Linked DNA regions of Homo sapiens: region 1 is linked to region 2. A link is a loop called in an ENCODE intact Hi-C map of the cell type or tissue named here. Cell type or tissue: transverse colon. All regions are shown on one strand. Each heading gives the region's core, and the rest is flanking DNA. Links, peaks and the distances in the headings are about the cores only.

The links. Peaks named below come from ENCODE experiments on the same cell type or tissue, not always from the same donor. Only the 100,000 strongest peaks of a DNase experiment are listed, where the experiment ranks them.
Region 1: a loop joins it to region 2, with 3 times the contacts of the local background. A loop is called at or near these places in 45 of 110 quality-filtered maps.

The regions. Positions count from the first base shown.
Region 1 is chr2:237,059,622-237,062,381 of GRCh38, reverse strand. The region is part of intron 1 of COPS8-DT (COPS8 divergent transcript); the gene reads left to right. LOC105373950 (a long non-coding RNA gene) reads right to left here. Exons shown (of 3, transcript XR_007088140.1): 1 at 1-2,760. Among named protein-coding and RNA genes, the nearest start is that of COPS8-DT, 25 kb to the left of the region's middle. RefSeq lists an enhancer at 1,305-1,354. In transverse colon, for the core only: a CTCF peak has its summit at 1,416 (motif pointing right); no DNase peak of the experiment used is centred there.
Region 2 is chr2:236,503,947-236,506,748 of GRCh38, reverse strand. All of the region lies in intron 1 of DRC11 (dynein regulatory complex subunit 11), which reads left to right. Among named protein-coding and RNA genes, the nearest start is that of DRC11, 2.1 kb to the left of the region's middle. In transverse colon, for the core only: no CTCF peak of the experiment used is centred there; no DNase peak of the experiment used is centred there; H3K27me3 peaks cover 198 bases.

The sequences.
Region 1 (2,760 bases), core at 261-2,760, 560 kb before region 2:
CCACAACGTTTATGGCAATTAGTTACAGCAATCAAAGATTCACACTGGGGTACAGAGGAAAGCTGTGCCTGCCTCAAAGTGGCCCCATAGCCTGAGCCCTGTGGTGACAGGGCTTTGGGCAGAGCATGATGCAGCAGTTTTTGGGTGTGCCCAGGTTCCCAGGTATGATGCCCAGTGGGTGACAGGGCGTTTTGCCTACCTTGGTACGGAGCGCAGCCTGGCCACAGCAAGGACAGGTGCTCAACACCATGGGGTCCTCAGGAGTCTGCCCCGAGTGTTCTCCCAGAGGGCATCTGCAGCCATGGTGGAAGGGGGTGCAGCCCTCCTCAGCTCTGTGACCAGCAGGTGGTAACAAAGAGAGCTCAAGAAAAGATGCTCAGAGATGCACAAATCTAACTGTGGGCCTTGGCAGGGCAGCTTCGCTGCTGCTTTACATGGAAGGAGTTAGAAGCTAGTAGAACTTGAATATCTACAGCAAGCTGATCATGTTAGGGAAATTCAAGATAAACAAGCACATTTTCAACCTCTGTGAGCCTTGGTATCCTCATCTGTACAATGGGAAAAATAATAGTTCCCAAAGAGTTATTATGAGAATGAATTAAACACCATGAGCCCAGGTGCCTGCCTATACCCGGTGCATGGAGCCACTTTGTTCCGGTTCCTTCCTCCATCTCCCCATCTTGTCTCTGACTGTGGTTTATTCTGGGATGACACCCCGGCTGTACCTGTTTGCTTCAGACCTTGGCAGGGCTTATCATGGCACTTCACGAGGCACCTTTGTTTGTCCAATGTGGAGCTATGCCAGCATCTGCAGTTGCCTTGGCTGAGATGCCTCCACTGCTCCCGGGTGCAGGATGGGTCCTCATGTGGAGGGATGCGGAGTTTCCTGGTGGGTGGGGCAGCGCTTTCCGTGCTCCAGGTGTTTGTGGTTGAAGTCGACTGTGATTATAGACTAGGGGTGGTGGGCTGCTGGGAGGGTTCCTGTTCTGGGGATTGCCCAGACCCACTACGTTACGCCGAAAAAATCCCAGCAAGTTGCTGAAGGGGGGTGTAGGAGTGAGGAGAGAGAGATTTTGAGCAAAATGGGCATGTGGAGGGACTGTGTGTGTGGGCGCTGTGTAGGGCAATGGTCCCCCGGGGGTGGCCCCAGACAGACCGTGTGGGTGGCACATCAGCTGTAATGGGACACCTGGGCCTTGGGCTCAGGCTAGCAACTTAATGTTCAGTCTTAATTCCAGAAAGTGGGACGAGCCTACTGGGGCAAGCCTGAGATGGGTCTGAGCCCTCGAGTGGGAAGGGTCTGGTAGGGTGGGAAGAAGGCAGGATGGGCTTGGGAGGAGAGGCCAGCCCGAGTGTGATAACCAGGTTTCAGCAAGCACGGGGACCCTGACATTGTGTTCTTGGGAAATGCAAAAGGCAGACCACAAGGTGGTGCTCACTACAAAAGAATTCCAGGACCAGGCAAAACCCGGAGAGTGCCAGCTTTTTATTCACCCCGGATTTTCGAAAACAGCAATATGGACAAAAGATATTTGAGGCTCTCCTGGGCATGCTTTCCCTTTTCTTCTTTTATGTTGTTTTTCTAGTTTGTTTCAGGCAATCTCGCCCTGCATTATTGGAAAGTCTTGTTCAGAACAGTTGGTGTCTTCACAGTGACCGCAAGCACTAATGAATACACACACACACATACACACACCCTGCGATAGGTGGCTTTCTAGATCGATACCCCCACCCCAGGGCACTGAGAGGGGTAAAGTCAGAGCCGGGCAGGGTGTCCTTCAGGATGTGACCCTGTGATTTTGTCCTCTTCCTGAAATTCTCAGGATAGGGAGGATTTCAGTTTGATGCAAATACTCTATTTCTATAACACATATTTTTGCTTTTTTGTACCACACAATCCTCCATCGTCTCTCACTTTCCCCACACACCATTACATGTGTCATTAACTCTCAAGGTCCTGCCAAGACAAGCAGCTCCCCTTCAGCTGTTGAGAGCGATATGGGACTCACCCTGCCCAGCGCATTGCCGTGAGGTGAAGCCCGGGGGACGGGGGCAGAGGTGTGCTGGGAAGGAGCCCAGACCTTGTTAACTTTGCATACAAGAGTGTTTTGTATCCATGTGGAAACTCACATAAGCAGCAACTTATCATAGTTTTTTCCTTCTTATGTCTCTTGGTGTATTGTATATGTGTGAATGTGTGTAAATAAAATGTTAATTTCAGTGCAGTCTGAGATACCCTCACTGAATCCTACCCACCTCTCCCAGCCAGGCTGATTCAAGGGGGCCCTGCCCCGCATCCTTCCTGCTCTACCGGCCATCGCGACGCCACCTTCCATGAGCTCCATTTCCAGGACTGGCCCATCTGGGCATCACAGTCCCAACCACAATGCGTGTTTGGTCCTTGGGGCTTCCTGGATAACTTGGAGCTTTGTGAGAACTCCAAAAGGATTTCTTCTGAAGAACCAAACCCATGTTTCATAGGCGACACGCAGTTTGCTCCTTTCAACATGCACACAAAACACACATGCATGAAACAGCAAATGAGAGCAGCCTCGGCATGATCTGAGAGTCTGCCAGTCCCTTCCTCACCAGAGCAGGGCTCAGAACCATACTCCTCACATCCTCGGATTCTGGGGTGCAGCCCTCAGGGACAGCTTGGGGCTGAGGCCAGAACACAGTTGGCAGGGCCCAGAGCTTCTCCCCTGACCCCACCTAGCACGTGGCTCAGAGCCAGTGGGGCTGGCCAAGGGTTGCTTTTCC
Region 2 (2,802 bases), core at 293-2,792:
CAAAGTTACCTCATTTGGTCTTCGTAAGAATAATTTCCAACAGGTATTACAGCGCTGACCCTGTAGACACTGTTCTAACCGCTTCACAGCAACCCTGTAACGTAGGGGCTGTTAATATTGTTATTTCCATTTTACAGATGAGGGAACTTGGGGATGAAGAGGTGAAGTAGTTCACACAGCAAGTGAACAGTGCCAAGCCGGGCACTGTAGCTCCAGCCTGCACTGTTGCTATTACGTGCCCTGTATTCTAGGCAAGGAAATAAGAGCAGAGAGGTTAAAGGCTTGCCAGGGTTTGGAAATGGGGAAGATCAAGAGTTCTGTTTAAGACGTATTGAGTTGGAAGTGCCCATTGGACATCACGTGGAGATGAAATAGGCAATTAAAATATTCAGATCTTGGGTTCAGGAGCGAGACCCATGTCTGAAATATAAACTTGCTCACTGTCAGCCTGTGATGGTCTTTGTGAGACATAGAATGAATATTAATAAAGAGGTGTAAGGACTGATCCTGGGATCATCCACAGTAAGGCTGGGGGAAGAGGAGACCTGGCAAAGGAATCAAAGACATGATCCATGAGGAAGAAGCGAGTGGAAGAAATAATAGTGTTTCCAGGAGAAGTAACTTCTTTCTCCTCCATCAAGTGCTCCTGAGACAAGTTGGGGTAGAACTGAGAACTGACTGTTGATTTGGCAGTGTGGAGTTCACCAGTGACCTTGACAGGAGCTGATTCAGTGGTATGATGAGATAGAAAGACTTACTCAAGTGAATGTAGGGGGAGAGAAACTATAGATGGTGAGCATAGCTAACTCTTTAAAGGAGTTTTGCTGCAGAGGAAAGGAAATATGTTGGCAGCTAGAGGCAGAGGACATGGCTCCAAGACAGAAAACAATAGAATGTTTGTGTGTGGAAGGGAATGGCCCAGAATGATATAGGAGGAGGAGGGAGAAGTGGGTGACATCGTTGGTAGTGAGAGGACATGGGATCCAGGGGGTGCTGGCCTTAGGTAGAGGAACTCAGCACTTAACAATGGAACAGGTAGGAAGGCAGCATCAAGATGCTATTCAGTGGGTGGGTGCTCTGGAGGTGGCCTGGAACGATCATGGTAGATGGAAGATGATGGTGACTGAGGGGCAGTGGTGACAGCATCAGATGAAATGGGATTCAAAGCCTGGGAGTGTTGGGAGGAGGGAAGGCAAATGTCTGGAGGTGCAGTGAAGAGAAGGGGTCCCCTTGACCCAGCCCCACAGCCAGAGACAGAGGGCTCTGGGGGTAACAGGAGCCTCTACTGAGAGGGCTTCTGAGCAGAGACAGGCCTTCCGTAGAGCAAGAAGGCAGGGGGAGTATTTGGGGAAGAAGACAGCAAACTAGTTAAGATTGGAAGATTCAGAAGGTTTTATCTTGTGCAAAATAACTTGAAAAGAATTCCCATTGTGCAATATTTTGAGTTCCCACGGAAGTGCATATATTCAAGTGAATATTCAAGTGTTTCCCTCCCCTACCCACTCCGTTATAGGAAAACTGCCAAGCTGTAGAAATAACAGTCTGGTCTTTTTAACTGTCATATTCAGTCTTCATCCACAAGCCTCCTGACTTCAAAATCTGTCATATCTCTAAGTCATATGCTCAAGTCTGAAACCAATCATATACTTTCAAAAACTGTTAAGTAGTCTCATGGATAAAATATTACCTTCTGTTTGCAAAGTGCATTTAAAATTCCAGGAACACTTTCACACCTGTTGTTCCATCTGTATTAGTCTGTTCTCACACTGCTAATAAAGACATACCCGAGACTGGGTGATTTATAAAGGAAAGAGGTTTAATTGACTAACAGTTCTGCAGGACTGGGAAGTCCTTAGGAAACTTACAATCATGACAGCAGGTGAAGTCAAACATGCCCTTCTTCACATGGCGGCAGCAAGGAAAATTGCAGAGCAAAGTGGGGAGAAAAGCCCCTGATAAAATCGTCCGATCTCGTGAGAACTCACTATCATGAGAACAGCATGGAGGTAACTGTCCCCATGATTCAGTTACCTCCCACTGGGTCCCTCTTACAACACGTGGGGATTATGGAACTAAAATTTAAGATGAGATTTGGGTCGGGACACAGCCAAACCACATCACCATCCCACAGTAGTCCCTGGAGGTGTCCAGAGTTGGTCTCATCATCCAGGTTTGCCAGTGAAGGAGGCGTAAGCATGAAGAGATTGAGTGACCTCCAGGGATGAGCTGCTCAGGACACTGGTTTCTATTTTAAATGTAGAGCACTTTTACCTTTGAAAACCACCTTGCCCTACCCAGGGAAAATAAAGACATATTTCCACGCAGAAACTCGCACAGGAATGCTTCTAGCAGCATTACTCACAGCAGCAAAGAAGGCGGAAACAACCCAAGTGTCAATGGGCTGGCGAATGGATAAACAAAATGTGGTGTATCTGTACAAAGGAAACTTAGCAATAGAAAGAAATGAAGTACAAAGTATGCGACAGTGTGGATGAATTTTGAGGACACCGCACCGAGGGAAAGGAGCTCAGCACTGAACGCCCCCCCCCACCGCCGTGTAATTTCACTTCTGTGAAGTGTCCAGAATAGGCAAAAAGAGATGGAAATTAGGTTAGGGGTTGCCAAGGGCAGGGAGGAGTGGGGAATGGGGAGTGACTGCTTCACGGGTGTGGGTTTCTTTCCCAGTGATGAAAATGTTCTGGAGTTAGATAATGGTGGTAGTTGCACAACTATGCTGAAAACCACTGAATTGTACACTTGAAAAGAGTGAATTCTATGCTGTGTGAATTCTCTCTCATCAAT